Regions from separate parts of the Mus musculus genome. Here region 1 is linked to region 2. The links are chromatin loops, found by intact Hi-C in ENCODE. Cell type or tissue: heart. All regions are shown on one strand.

The links. Peaks named below come from ENCODE experiments on the same cell type or tissue, not always from the same donor. Only the 100,000 strongest peaks of a DNase experiment are listed, where the experiment ranks them.
Region 1: a loop joins it to region 2, with 2.3 times the contacts of the local background. A loop is called at or near these places in 11 of 42 quality-filtered maps.

What each region holds. Positions count from the first base shown.
Region 1 is chr1:166,315,599-166,323,598 of GRCm38, reverse strand. Ildr2 (immunoglobulin-like domain containing receptor 2) reads right to left here. Exons shown (of 10, transcript NM_001164528.1): 10 at 6,767-8,000. Among named protein-coding and RNA genes, the nearest start is that of Tada1, 60 kb to the left of the region's middle. In heart, a CTCF peak has its summit at 4,243 (motif pointing right); no DNase peak of the experiment used is centred here; H3K27me3 peaks cover 605 bases.
Region 2 is chr1:165,768,069-165,776,068 of GRCm38, reverse strand. Creg1 (cellular repressor of E1A-stimulated genes 1) reads right to left here. Exons shown (of 4, transcript NM_011804.3): 2 at 6,137-6,256; 3 at 5,253-5,437; 4 at 760-2,225. The coding sequence ends at 2,222. Among named protein-coding and RNA genes, the nearest start is that of Creg1, 8.3 kb to the right of the region's middle. In heart, CTCF peaks have their summits at 358 (motif pointing left) and 4,299 (motif pointing left); a DNase peak (open chromatin) is centred at 4,298; H3K4me3 peaks cover 680 bases; H3K27ac peaks cover 1,899 bases.

The DNA of each region.
Region 1 (8,000 bases), 550 kb before region 2:
GCTTTTATAACCACAGGAGAAAAATATGGATGCAGCAGTAGATAACTGTTATTAATCATGGTTTTTTGTTTGGTTTTCCCATTTCTATTAGTATCTTTTACCTCCTTTGGGTGAGTTGTTTTTTTATCCCACTGTGTTAGATTTTCACCACTATAATGAAAATATTAGAAATAATGAATTTATAAAGAGAAGACATTTATTAGGTTTTGGAAGTTCCAGCCCATGGTCAATTGGCCCTCTTGCTTTGATGAGCCAGGAAGTAGAGAAGGGCTAAACACCCACAATTCCCCAAAAGGAAACACCCCTAATGATCAAAGGATCATTTCCCAGCCAACACTGTCTCCCAAAGTTCCAGGGCCTCCCAATAGTTCCAAAAGCATTTGACACTAGAGCCTTTGGGTGATACTCCTGGTGTAGGCGGATTTGCCTCTTTCTGATCACAATGGTTATTTAAAATATGAGCACGGGACTCAACACGGGTAAATGAGTGACTAGGATTGTTCTTTTAGTAAAGTCATTCTCATGTCTGATTGGATACATTCATAAACAGTTCTTCTTGGACTGCTAGTGGCCATATTCCTGCCTTGAAGAGAAAGACTAGTCTCCCCGGAGGAAGGCATAGATGCTACGTATAGATATAGGAGGTAAGTAGATGCAAGTGATGATGCCCTCGGTAAGGTTCATACCCAGCTCCTATAGACCTTCCATTCTTCAAATCACTGCAGGATCTTCCTATAAGCCACTTATAATCCTTCTGCTTTAAAAATAACTTGTTAGTCTGGATTGGCTTTCTGTCATTTGTAGCCAAAAGATTTCTTATGTTCCTTTCCTTTAATTGAAAATAGATTTTTATATAATATAATCTGATTATGAGTTCCCCTCCCCTAGCCTCTCCCACATCTTCTCTGCTTCCTTACCTACACAAAACCATACCCTTTCTCTCTCTCTCTCTCTCTCTCTCTCTCTCTCTCTCTCTCTCTCTCTCTCTCTCTCTCTTTCTCTCTCTCATTAGAAATCGGGCATCTAAAAAAAAACCTAAGCTAGAATGAAAACAAAAACAAAAATGAAAGCAGAAGAGGACAAAACAAGACAAACAAACAGTAAAAAGAGCCAAAGAAAAAGCAGAAGAAACACATTTAGATGCAGACACACAAACATTCCATAAAAACACACCATAATATAGAAGCAAAAGACCTGTACCAGATACAGTATTATGAGAGAAAAAAACCCAAACCAAACCAAACAACCAAAACAAAACCCTCCAAAAAATACCATGGAAATTGTTTTGCCTTAGCCATCTACTGGTGAGCATGGGGCCTGTCCTTTAGTGTGGTTTGTATACCAAGTGAGATTCTATTGGGATAAAATAACTTCCCTTGAGAGTGGTTATCAAGTGGAGATAGATTCTAGGATGGAGTCTGTGTCCACTTCCCCTCTCAGCTCTGTGATCCCCTTGGGCTTAGAACTGTGCAGGACCAGTACATCTGCCTGGCTGTGTCTAGAAGGCCTTCTGTTGGTGTCTTCCAGCACCACTGGCTTTTACAGTATTTAGTTGCCTGAACCCAGAGGAGAAGGACTTGATGGGAACTTAACCCTACTTAGGACTGAGTATTCCAAGGTTCTCACCCTCTGCACATTGTCTAGCTGTGAGTCTCTGTATTGTTCCCATCTGCTGCAGGAGGAAGCTTCCCTGACGATGGCTGAGCAAGGCACTGCTCTAGGAGTGTAGCAGACAGTCTTTAGGAGTTGTTTTATGGCTATGTTTCTTTAGCAGAAAAGTAGTATTTGCTTTTGCCCTAAGTTCCTGGACTTTCTAGTCTCATGGTTTTGGTACCTGAGCAGTGTCAGAAAAGGCAAAGATTTTTCTGAGCAGAGCACCAGTGACAAGCACACTATGATCAACAATGAACACAGGGGACAATGAAACTGAAGGGATTCTGCATGCAAAGGCCACTGTCCTCTGGATAAAGCAGCAGCCTATAAAACGGGATGTGAGTTTTTACTAACTACACATAGGACAGAGGGGTAACATTTAATATATAAAGGATGAAGAGTAGACATCAAGAAAACAAATAACCCGGTTGGAAATGGGGTGTATATCTAGACAGAGAGTTCTAAAAAGACGAAACACAGATGTCTGAGAAACACCTAGTGTTCAACATCCTGAGTCATCAGGGAAATACAAACCAAAACTACTCAGAGATTTCACCTTTCACCAGTTAGAATGGCAAAGGTCACTAAAACAAATGACATCTCATGCTGGCAAAGATGCCAAGTAAGGGCTGGAGGTGAAAACTTGTACAGGCACCACAGGAACCAGTGTGCAGTTCCTCAGGAAGATGGGAATAGAACTACCTCAAGATCCAACTTGGGCAAATACCCAAAATACCCTACCACAAAGGCTTTTGCTCAGTCATGCTCATTGATGCTCTACCTGTAATAGCCAGGAATTGGAGACAGCCTAGGTATCTGTCAATGGATTACTAGAATTAAAAAAAAAAGTGGGGTACACTTACACAGTAGAAAATTACTTGGCCATTAAAACAAACTGAAAACAAAACAACAGAAGGAAGAGGGGGAGAAGCAGGAAGAGAAGGAGGAGGAGAAACAGTCATGAAATTCCCAAGTAAATGGATGGATGTAGAAAACAATTATTCTGAGTGAGGTAACACAGACCCAAAAAGATAAATACAGTATTGTCTTATTCACTATTCTATTGATGTGAGAAGACACCATAAGCATGACAGCTCTTACAAGAAAGCATTTAATTGAGGGTTGCTTACAGTTTCAGAGGTTTAGTCTATTACCAGTATGGCAGGAATCATGGCGGCAGACATGGTGCTGGAGAAGGGGCTGAGCATTCTACATCTGGATCCACAGGCAGCAGGAAGAGAGAAACACAGCCCTGGCTTGGGTCCTTGAAACCTCAAAGCCCATCTCCTAGTGACACTTCTTCCAACATGACCACACCTACCCCAACAAGGCCACTCCTAATCCCTTCCAAGTAATACCACTCCCTAATAATTAAACATTCAAACATATGATTCTTTGGGGGCCATTTTTATTCAAAGCACCACACAGGTGCACACACACAAACATGGGGGCAGGGAGACTGGAACAGGAGGATTAAATTCAGAGGGGAGTAAAAAGGGAGTAAAATTAAGGGCCATTTAAAGAGCCATATGAAAGCCTAATACAGTAGACGCTTCTTAAAATATATACATATATGGAATGAATCTAAATGAAGTCACCAAATAACAGGGGAGATGGAGCCCCAACTGGGTACCTCCCATCACCATATGAAGCTTCCAGTACTAAGAATGGGTTACATCTAATCAAGTTGTTGGCCAAAAGGGTCCCATGGAAACCCCAAACAACCTAGGCTACTACTAAGGCTATTGGTTGCTCTCCACAAACAGATGGTAAGACTCTATTGCTGAAGACAACACCTATATAATTTACTGAACATGGAGACGAAGTCAAGATGGTGCCTACCTACAGCCTTCATTCCTATAACCTAGTATTCGTAGTACTGGAAGACACTACTGGAGGAGAAAAACCAAACCCAGCTATAAACCAGTCTACAAAAGATGCTCTGCCTGCAAGATGTGACAGTGCAATAGTGACACCTGGACCCATGTACATATGATCAATGCCAAAAGACTGAGTAGATTTATACACATATGTGCATGTCAGTGTGCATGTGTGTGTAGGCACATGTTAATGTGAGCATGTGTGGTGTGTACAGCAATAATAATTAAAGATCACGAATTTGGAAGGGGGGACATGGGACCGGTTGGAGGGTGAGGAAGGAGTAGGAATGATATAGATACAGTGCTAGTCATGAAGGAAGGATATATGTGAATTAACATATCACATGTACCCTATAAATCATATTACATGTACCAAAAACTATTCATATGGGGGTTGTAAGCCTCTCTGTGTATGCTTTGCATTTAGGGTTTTCTATATCATGTTTTAAGGTAAACTCCTCTGGGTACCACGTGAGGAAAAACTGAGCACTTGTGAGTAGACATCCTATATGGGAGCACATGCTTAGAGGAAACTAATTCTCACTCTCCCAGGAGCCATTGATCACTCGTAGTTCTTCGTGTAAGGGGGGGGGGGGGGTACATATGCAGCTTTTTAAGAACCCAAGCTCTCCTGCCTCTGTCCAGCATGCTGACTCTTGGAAAGTTAAAAAAGATTCAGGCTTTCCAGTGAATGCATGCCACTAGATGGCGTGTCAAGACAATTCATGTCCCTTGGCTGGCCTTGCAAGCTCCCATACTCCTGCCATGTTGGGTGAGTCATCTCAGGCTACCTGAAAGGCATTCAGGAAATGCTTAAAACCAATTCAGCAGAGAATGGTCCTTTCACCTACATGGCATGATGCTAAGCATTAGGATGTCTCTACCAGGAGATTCTGAAACCACCCTATTTCTTATTCCTTTGATTTAAAGGAACATAAAAACTCGGATTAGATTTAGCCAAAGTGAAGGAAAGTGGATGGTTTTGTTTCTCCTTATTCTAGCTCATCCTTTGGGTCTAATCTTTTCTTGCTTCCTGAATGAGACTGAGATCTGGAATTTCTGTAGTCCCTCCGCACACTTAATGATCTGTTCACAGATGGCCCCTAGAATCAGCTTATATCAGATATTTAAACAGCCATCTTCTTTCAAAGATCCAATCCTGAACCGTATGGAAATCTGAGTCTCCCTAACCATTCTGTTTTATCTTATTACAAATTGCTATGCTTTATTATTTTTTTTCTCCACAATACGGTCCAGTTCTTGCTCAATTTCCCCTTAACCGTAGACTTTCTGATCTAAATATATAGATTTGGGAGAGTAGGGTACTTTAAAAATTAGAAAAGGTCTTTCTTGACTGAAACCAACATATTATGATATGTTCAAAATTAAAAAAAAACATAAAACACAAGAAATCATGAACAACAGTGAGCAAATTAGCAATCTCCAAAATTAAAGGTACAGACAGTATAGGTATTGAAATATAATCCATAAAATTTAATATTATTATGTTGATTGCAAAGAAATAAAAGGGAATTGTACATAAGAATAAGCTGGCACAATCAAAAATGACTATGTACAAAAAGAAAAAAATAAAGCTAAGTTGAACACCCAGAACTGAAAAGTATATTAGAATTAAGACTAGAAGCCAGGCATGGTGGCACACGCCTTTAATCCCAGCACTTGGGAGGCAGAGGCAGGAGGATTTCTGAGTTCGAAGCCAGTCTGGTCTACAAAGTGAGTGCCAGAACTATATAGAGAAACCCTGTCTCAAAAAAAAAAAAAAAAAAAAAAAAAAAAAGAATTGGGACTGGAATCAGCTGATGAGAACATAGAAAACTATAAGATAAACATGAAGAAATTACCCAGAATAGAGAGCTGAAGACAAAGAAAGAGAAAACATGAAGATTATATTAAGAAACACAGAGAGTAGAACAAAAAGATGAAGCGTTTAATTGGATTTGTCAAAAGAGAGTTTGGAGATGAAATGTTTGATGTGTTAATAGCTTAAAGTTTTCCATATTTGATAAAAAGCCAGCCCACGGACCGAGGAAGCACAGTCCCAGTTGTAATAAATAAAAAGAAACCCACAGTAGCATGTTCTTTAAAACCTAAGAACACTAGAGACAAGGTCAAAGTTGAAAAGCATCCTGAAGCACAAGGTAGATTGCTGACAAAGGAAAAGCAATTGGGTTGACAGACGTCTCAAAAGCACCCCTGGGGATCAGAAGGAAGCGGAAACCCATGACTTCAGTTTGGTGAAGAAAAAGTGACTTCTGTCATCAGTGAGATTCTCTTTGGGGAACAATAACAAGACACTGTGATTGACAGCAACAAATCAACAGCATATCCCACCAAGGGACCAGCACAAAAGAAAATTTCCTTCAGGAAGAAAAACAGTTCATCAAGAAAATCTATAATGTAGCCAGAAAAGATTTATAGGGGGAGATGGGGAGGAGGAAAGATTCTAAACATATTTGAGAAATTTAAAAATATTATTTTATAAGGGCTGGAAAAATCAAGATGGAGTTAAAACATTAGCCAAACAGAAGGAAGTCCAGAAGAGGTATGAGTTTAACTGCTTTAGAGTCTATTTTTAAATTAAACCTACATAGAAACATTTTAACAGAATTACTAAAAGAAGAGAGTTAAGCCCAAACGTTTCAAGCAAAGACAGGTTTTCTGGAATCTCTTGACAGGACCTGGCCATCAAAGAGATTAATAGCTCCACGAGCTACTTACCGCTGTTTATGCTCACAAAGGTTTTTAATTGCCTTCCCTTAATTATGGTACTGAGGAATTTCCAAATCTCTTCAGAAACTAAAATGTCCTCCCACGGAACGGCTCTCCTCTCCCTTCTCTAAAGAGTCAGGCAAAGGCTCTTTTCCTGAATATGAGCCAGGTACCATCATTGTCCAACTACCATATCTACATATGTAGATAACATATGTCCTGATGTCACAGTGGGTGTCAACAGAATTCACCCAGCCCACAGCTCATTAAAGTCTGCTGGAACACACATTAACTGCCAACATCTGCCTCTACAGTACTTAGACCATTCTTTGGAGAGTGTGTATATCATTACTATTATTAATCATTGTTATTATTTTGATAGCAGTACTAAGCACTGAGCTTCATAATACCAGTTCCATACAGGTCACTTCATGTAATTTTTTTTTTAAATCTTGGAGAGAGCACAAACTGTAAGATTGTAACATAATTAATTGAGTTCTTTATAACAAAAGTAGATGAAATGCTTTATTTACTTTAAATCATTACAATCAAATGCACTTTGTATGTATGACACAGGAAAAGAAAACCATGAGTGACAGTGATATAAGTGTTTCAGTTTTGATGTCACAGACAAGGCACAAAAACAACTGGGCAGGTGATTCTCATGAAGTAGGCATCTTTGCACCCGACTCTTTTGATGGCATGGTTTTTATTTTCACAAGGACATTTCTCATGGAGTAGTGTCTAACATCTTTGTTAATAAACATGGCAAGAGAGAAGCTATGGGTATCTTTCCCAAACTTTTAGATAAAAGAAGTCGGACCACATTTTCCCCTGTCCAGTCAGACCCACCAAAAAACTCGAACATGACTTTTAGCTCAACTGCCACAACTTTATCCTTCTCATCGTCCTTATCCCCCTCTAGATCTGGACCTCGAGTTCTACCTAAAAAAAAATGTATCTCAAAATATAGTGAAGATGACAGCTCCTGCCCACAGCCATGGAATTCTGAGCCTGGATGAATCTGTAGCTTGGCTTAGAAATTCCTCTTTGAGAAGAATTCAGAAAGTGGCAACCCTTTTGTCAAAGCCTTTCCCCTCACAGCTTGATGCTGATGATGAAGATCCTCCCCAGCAAAGACACCTCCTTCTCAGGGCAGACTTCAAGGAACCTCCTGTGGATAGATGAAGTGGCAAATGCCTGCCTTCCTAGCTTCTCCTCACCAATGATGTGTGAGTGAATATTGAGTCAGGGCTCTCTCCACTATCCACCTGCTTGGGAAGAGAACACACTAGAGGCTGGGCCCGTGATTACTGTAGGCTTAGGACCTGGACAGTCAGAAGGCCATCTAAAGACTAAAAGCTATTTGGCAATAGGTGATCACTTGGCACACTTTCAGACCCAGCTCCACATTGGGTAAGATGGGAAAACACTGGGCTTGCTGTGAAGAACAAATGTGCCCCGTTGATGCCAACCTCACGCTGTTGCTTAAAGCATCTCGGCTTCTTCTTACTCACCTTTGATGCCACTAGGGCCTTTGAGCTTCACAGGTAATCCCAAGTGACTAGGGGGTAGGTCCTGGTAGGGAACCTTTTGCTTTCTAAGACCTTAGAATTTCCATGGGTGATTCCTGTACTCTATACATCACTTCTAAACTTCCATAAGATTCTGGCTGCAATTAAATCAGTTTTGGAATAGGTAATATATATTTTACTATTTTTTTCTCCACCCACTTTT
Region 2 (8,000 bases):
GGTCTGAAGCAAAGTCCATGGTGTAAAGGAAGTGACCGAGCCTTGAACCTGCCAGTGGCAGTGTGACACTAGGCCTTCATCTCATCTCTTCCCTGCTGAATTGCCTATATTAATGTCACCATCATGGTCACATTGGACATTGGCCTATGTGAGAAAGGGGCACTGTTCGGTGGGGGTTGGGGATGATGGCGTGCGTTGATCATCCCAGCTGAGGCAGGAGAATTGCAGGTTGAAGATACCTTAGGCTACTGTCTATAAACTCTAAGAGAGAGGGGAAACAAAACCAAACCACCGAAAACCAAACCGCAACCTGGATCTGCTTTAACGGTAGTCTATTGCACCCCCTTGTGGACATCCAGAATGCTACCGTGACAGACTGCAAATTCAATTATAAAGGAATGTGCAGCGCCTGCTGTAAAGAATTGGCTGTTTCGCCCCGTAGGATAATTGAATTTGATCTGAATGTGGATAGTTTTTCCCTGGTGCCAAGTGCTTAAGACAGAACACCCTCAAGCCAGTTCTACGATGCATGCTGGAACACAAGGGCCTGTGACTAAGCCTGCATGGAGACACTGCCCAAATGCTGGGACGTGAGTTCTCTGCCACCGGGGAACGTATATGATTCTTCTCGGATTCTGGAACGATCAGTGGCTGATTTAAAGTGTGGTTAAATAAGAACATTGACTGAGCAGTGCACAATGAATGAAGCTTTCTGATCAACATCTATGTCTCTGAAATCACAGAAATCAGTCCAACACACTTTGTTAGAATTATGCTTTTAATTATTGATTTGAAAAAAACTGGATTCTTGCTGCTTAGTGGGTTTTTACTGAGAAGTCACTTGCTGGATTTCTATCTCTTTCTCCAACATGATGGCTCATGTTCAACTCTTTTGCTGTTTAAGAAGTCTGATACGCACACTCAATTAAAAGGACTCTTACGTCATCCAAGAGCATGAATACACGTAGTAAAACTAAGTAGTACCTCTTCTGAAGAAAAGATGCATGGTTTACAATTATGTGTCGGTGTGTGTCTGCGTGGGTACGTGCACTTGAGTGCAGGTGACCTTGGAGACTAGAGGTATATGATTTCCTGGAACTGGAGTGATGGCCAGTGTGCCTGTCTGACTCCAGCGCCAGGTCCTGAACTTGGGTCCCTGCTAGAGCAATCTTCTTAAGTGCTGAGCCAACCCTCTAGGCCAGAAGCATGTTGTGTTGTTGTTGTAGTTTGTTTCTATGCCGTGGTACCGTGGTTATCTCCCATGGAGGACTCCGGGCTGCAGTGCCAGGAGCCTGGAGATACAGAGTGCCCGAGAAGGGCTGGGGTTATGGTTGGTGTTGGGTCAAAAAAAGGAACCCAACATATGTAAAATTCCTGCGGTTCCTTTCTCATGCAAATAAAAATGTTATTGCTGGTTGTTTTTGTTTCAATGCTGGGGAAGAGAGCTATGGTCTCATACTAGACAATCGCTCTACCAAGAAAGCTGCACCCCAGCTCCTGTGTGTGTGTGTGTTTTGAAGGATGAGAAATAAATATACAGTCTACTTGGGTGGAAAATGAATACAGGAAAATCTTTTTGTCTTATTTTGTCCTGGGTAACTATGACTTTAGGATGTATGATGTTTATGGAGTTTTATAGAGGACCCAGTTTTGCCTTGTGATGGATCAGCTGTACGGGTGGACGTGAGTGGGAAGCTCCGTGTGTGGCCATTGCTGTCCTCGACTGAAGGATTCATTCAAGCACTCTGTATCCGGGACCCACGCCCTGCCCAGGCCTCCCGACTCTAGGCCCCTCTGACAGACTCCTGAGGCAGCTGTGTGAGGACAGCACCCCTCAGGCACAGTGGCCGTCGGGCACAAAGCACCTGCACCTCTCTTCCTCCAGAGCCAATGGGCGATCTACAGCTGGTCTATGTTGCCCTTCTGTGGGCACCACTGAGGAAAAGCCACCGGGAATGGCTGAAAGAAAACTTCCTTGGTTATAATGAATGGCATTTTTCTCTGAAAATGGCTTCAAAATACATTTTTTTTTCTTTTTTAAAAATCCAGCAACCACATCTTCTGACGGACAACTCTCTGTTAACACAAGCAAACAAGATTAAAACAAGAGGTGGCAGAGTAAGCTGACAGCTGGAGACGTCCCAAGCAGGGCCAACCCTTCAAGTGTGCATGAGCCTCCGAAGACACTTCTCTGGTGTGACTCAGTCCACCATATCCTGCTTCACCTAGAGAGGGAAAGAGAGACCGTTATCTCATGAGCTGGACTGGCCAGACTTAAAGGGTCATTCATTCTCCGAGAAGACGAGAGAAACACAGCCCCGAAACGTTTACTATTTTAAGTTAATTCCCAGCTGGGATTACCATTCAACCAGGAAATCTACACCCAGGTAAGGGTTCAAGTGAGAGACTGGGGACCTTTTTCCGTGTCTGTCTTGGTAGGATTCGTGTGAGTGATACAGTGAGCCCTGGACCAGGCCTGCTGCTGTCCAGGCTCCATGGTGATAGGAAGTAACGCCTACTCTGATCATGGCTGCATCCAGGAAGTCAACAAACACACCAAGAGGATGCTCACACTTTCACTCCACGTGCAAAAGCGCACACGGGCTGGGTCCGGCAACCCAGTGAATTAACACAAAGCACTTAATTAGGTCTCACGGCAGCCCTGACTGAGCGGTCCCCGTGTGGATGCTTTCTTGGGATCATTTCAGTGTCCTGGCCATTAGCTACAGAAGGCACTGTGCTAATTAGAGAAACAGTATCTTCTGTGGTCCATGTGGGCAAGCCTGGCAAGGTGACCTGGGGAAAGCCTAGGATACCACAAAGACCCCATTGGTGGTTCCCGACAATGTGCAGACCCCAGTCTTCATAGACTCTGAAGTGGCAATGAGTGGCCAGAGGTACTTGGGGACAGGAGCCTCCTTCCCTGGTACTCTGCCACTGTGGTGGGATGCCTTGCCCTGGTCTTTCATCCTCCCCACCCCGCACTCCCACCTCCTGCACTCTCCCCCTGCACTCCCCCCACCCCCAATCAGAGCAAAGGCTCTCTGCCTTATCTTTGAGCTGCAGAAAAGCACTTACCCGGCTACATAACAGAACGGGAGCCTCTATTTTACACACTCAGAGCAAAGACTTATGGGAAATCATAATTTTATTTTGTTATTAAAGTAAGCACTGCCCAGGGCGTGTTATTTACACAGAGATAACTGCTCTTCGGAGATTGTGATGTCCTGGGAAGGTAAACTCTGACCTCACAGAACAGCCCATCATTCTTACTGCCACTCTCCTCCATAACGCGCTTGCTGGTAATAATCTGACAATCGCTACCTCCTAAATCCTATCAAGGAGGAGGCTCGGTCAGCCCCGGGAGGGTCAGCAGCCTGCGCCTCTCCTCCCACGCACACGGCCACAAAATCAATACTGGGACAACTGGATTCTTTAGACAATTTGAAAGTCTGTGTTTCCATCAGCTGGCTATATGCAACTGCCCCCAAAACACCTACCATGGGCCATGCACCACCCTCGACCCTGCTCGGAATACAGAAATACCAACAACCCCGAGTTTGCTGTTAAAATGTACATTTACGGCAGGGAGCGGGGTGGTGGTGGTTAGGGGGTTACATAGCTTAATATGAGCTGTTCTCTAATAGCATGAAAACAAAGAACACATAAGCACTAAGAATTTAAGGTCCGGGACTGAAGATTCCTTGGTCCCACAAAGAAATAACCTTTTCCCAAGGTTGGGCGTTTGGACAAAAGCCGCCATTCCCTTGGGACTTGAAGAAAGTTCCTGCTTGCTTTCTCCTTATCTCTGGCAAAAGGAACAAGTGTGTCTCCATTAGCATACGCTGGGGCACCTAAGAACTTGTCAAGGTCGGTGCTAGCCTCTGGGCACCCTCAGTCCTGGCTCACAGATCCCACCCAGCTCTCGAGTCTTCCCCCACCCCCACCCCCACTCCACCCCCACCCCACCCCCACCCCCGTTCTCTTGTTCTCGTCTAACCCTGGAAATCCTTCCCTGCTTTCCCAGGCGACAGCCTTGGCTGTTTATTGGAATACAGTTTTCTCTTTTCACCCACAGATCGGCTACTTTGGTTTCTTTACTGCGCCCATACTCATTCCGTCTTGACTTATAAGTCCTACTATCCTCCCCCATCTCTCCACAGAGTTGTCAGTCATTGCAAACAGGAAGTGAACTAAAAGATGAACCTGGCGTCCAGCACGGGGTTAGGGGTCAGAAGAGGGCTCAGGGCTAGGACGCCCAGCGTTTGAATCCCAGCACTGCCACCTGCTGGCTGAAAGGCGTTATGCAAGCGCCCCCTTTCCCAGGCCGGCCCTTGTTTTACAGCCTAGCAATCAGCGCTCGCTTCACAGGGGTGTGGTGAGAATTTCAGCTACGAACAGGAAGCGATTAGGATAGCACAGACCAGCAAAACACGCTCAACAGACTCTAGCTGCTGTAGCACCTCTTGGGCTTGTAGATAGATGTCCTATATTGCAAAATCCAGTGTCACTTAGGGAACACTCTAGTCCCTCCCATTCTGTCCTCTGACCCTTGACCTCATTTGACCTCACTCCACATCTGACCACTCCCTTCTTCCCGGCCCAGGCCATCTTTAGATACTGTTCTTTTCTACTTCCAGACTAGATGTACTGGGGACCAAACCCAGGCCCTTGGGCTGAGCTATGTCTCCAGCCCTTAGTAATTTTATTATTGTTTTGCAATGCTGAGATTCACACCCAAACCCCAGGGCCCAACTGCTAAACTTGAACTTAAACCTCCCGTACTCTTTTCCTTTCTCTCCAGTAGCCCCTTTGGAATCAACTCCATTACCTCTGCAGGCCACAGATCCCTTCCAATTGTGTTATAGTTGTGGGTGTAGAAAATGTCATAAAATATAGACCCTAGGCTTCACTACGCTGAGAGCTACAGGCCCGTTACTAGGTCCCCCTTGTTGGGCTTGTTTTTGTTTCAAACACAGTTTCATGTAACTTGAGCTGATTTTCAGCCTTCCAGGCTGGCCTTGAATTGCTAATCCTCTTGCCCTTGTCTCCCAAGGTCTAGGGTTACAGGTGAGTTTACTAATTCTGCATCTGACACTGATGAGAGGGATTAAAGGTGTGTGTTCCTATGCCTAGTGTCTTTGTAATCCCATGTGTTTTGTAATTTTGAGAGGTGGTCCTAGCAGGCTCAGCCTTGGGGGTGCTGGGAAGAGCTACAGTCCGGCAATGGTGGAAAATGTATAATTACTTACTGCAGCGTGACGTTAAAATATTCTTCAGGTGTCACTACTTTAGGTCCACCAAAGTAGTCCAAGACCCAGATACGGCTTATTTTTAATTTAGCAAAGAACCAGTTATGGCTGGAAGGCCAGTGCTTCATCTCAGGGTGTCGAACAAACAGCGAATCCCTTGCATAGTCCTCTTCTGTCTTGTTCACCTGAAGGACAAACAGGAGATAAACAGGCCGTTCTAAGGACACTTTTATCTTACTAAGAAGGGGTGGTTCTCACACCACAAACTGCCTGGCACCTCGTTCCGTTGCAAATTCTGATCTTAAGAGTCAAGAGCGTACAGGAAGCCTAAAGAAAACAGAGAAACGTGCCCTTTCAAACTTGTAATGACACACACAAATAAAGCAGGAACCATGATGGGGGTGGAGCTTGGCTGTTCAACAGTCATTCCAAGCTAGCACTGTCCATGGCCCAGAAGCACTGGCTGTCACCCAGGCCTGAAAGTGCCCTCACACCTACTCTATTCAATGCATGTGCAAGAAGGGCAAAAGTGCTTAGAAGTAGCACTTGGGAGGCAGAGGCACGAGGACAAGGAGCCCCCTGAAACTAGAGAGCAATGGTTCGGAATGAGCAGCTGTTTTTAGCCAGAGTGTTTTATAAGGAGCCTTCCAGATGTTACATCTATTTGGCTCCAGGACAAGGGTCCTTTGCCCCATAAGTACCCTACTGGACACACCTATATGACAGACCCTGGTCAGGGCCTTTAGTTGTTGAAATCTGTGTTAGGACATATTCTTACCATCTGCCCACTCACAAATCAATTGCGTTTTATTCTCCAAAGACCCCTCCCTTGGTTTTTAATGCCACCACATTCTTTTAAGCCCATCTCTCTTCGTGGAACTTACCTTGGTCACAGTTCCCGACATCATTATATGAACACACAGGGGACTCTGGGGATCAAATCCATGATTCCTACAGTAGACAGTCTGTGCTAAAGACATAGTCAGCGTAGCCTCTGGATTTTCCTGAAGAGAGAAAAATAAAAATCCTTCATTGTAAAATACAGTTTCTGGAGAGGTACACACTTTACAGCCCGCAGTCAAACTATCCCCTGGAACTGACTGCAGCTCACTTCCATGAAACAGTGAACTGTAACCCACTGGGGTGGGGGTGGGGTGACCCATGGGTAAAAACCTGTCCCATCCCCACAAAGTGTGTGTGGAGAGGTGTCATGTTTTAAATTAACAAACTGTAGAGGATGTTTTAGCATAGCTAGTCCTATCAGTTCCATACTTATCAGAATTATAAATAAAGTACCCCCTAAACTAGGGCTGGAATATCTACAAGATTAAGCTCTAATTAAAAGAAAAAAGAAAAAAGAAAAACTGCATAAAATGACCACAGGTGCTCGCACGGCCTAATTGCACAATTTAAACAAGAAAGTAGCTGAATCATGCTGAGTGGCTATCACTTGGCTGCAGAAATTGTCACGTGGTCTCAAGTTGCTTACTCTTTCTGTCACATGAAAATTTTTACCTCAGATTCCAAACCCAAGGCAAAAAGATTCCTGGTTGGTTTCTCTCCAGCACCCACCATTGTTCCAGACTACTGCACACTCACAACTGCATGCGCCCATCTCACAATGGCCCATCAAACCCACTGAGTCTCAGAGCTGCTCAGGGAAGCGGGGAGGGGAGGGGCTCAGCAGGGAGGAGTGTGACTGCTCTTCCAAAGGCCCACGCTCCCCTTCCAGAACCCACGCCCAGTGGCTCACGGTCACTTTTAAGTAAGTTCAGCTCCAAAGGATCCAATATCTGGCCTTTGAGGGCCCCCACACACTCACATCAATACATACACAGAGATAGCCACACACACACACATAATCAAAAATAAAGACGATCTTGCTGGGCATGCTGCTAGGTAAGAAGTACACACCTTCACTCCAGCTAAGGAATTTGCTGTCTGCAAGCTGTTAGGTAAGAAGAGGAACCCTCCCGCCTCAACCTCCCCAAGGAGGAAAACAAGAGGGAGCCTTGGGTGAGGTTTCCCTACTGTGAACTCTGCAGGCAATACCCAAGCAGTGCTTTCTAGAATCCCATACCGAGTCTGTTAAAATGCTGAGTCCCCGCACCAATCTGTACCCAAGGTTTTACTTATTTTACTACTTGTGCACCTGTGTGTGTGAGTGTGAGTGTGTGTGTGTGTGTGTGTGTGTGTGTGTGTGTGTGTGTTTGTGTGTGTGTTCCCATGTATGTGGGCAGATACACAAGTGTGGATGAACCAGGAACTCCTTAACTTGCCCCAGGGGATTCCATTTGCCAAGCAGTGGGAGTACAGGAAGTTCAGCTGATTTTCTACGTGGGTGCTAGGGATCAAAACCCTTGATACTTGCATGGCAAGCTCTTTTCCTGATGACCCATCTCCTCAGACCTGACACCAGGGTTTGAAGCTCGGCAGAAGCAGGAGCAGGAGCAAGAGGAGGAGCAGGAGCAGGAGGAGCAGGAGCAGGAGGAAGAGCAGGAGCAGGAGGAGGAGCAGGAGCAGGAGGAGCAGGAGCAGGAGCAGGAGGAAGAGCAGGAGCAGGAGCAGGAGCAGGAGGAGGAGCAGGAGCAGGAGGAGCAGGAGCAGGAGCAGGAGGAAGAGCAGGAGCAGGAGCAGGAGGAGGAGCAGGAGCAGGAGGAGCAGGAGGAGCAGGAGGAAGAGCAGGAGCAGGAGGAAGAGCAGGAGCAGGAGGAGCAGGAGCAGGAGCAGGAGGAGGAGCAGGAGCAG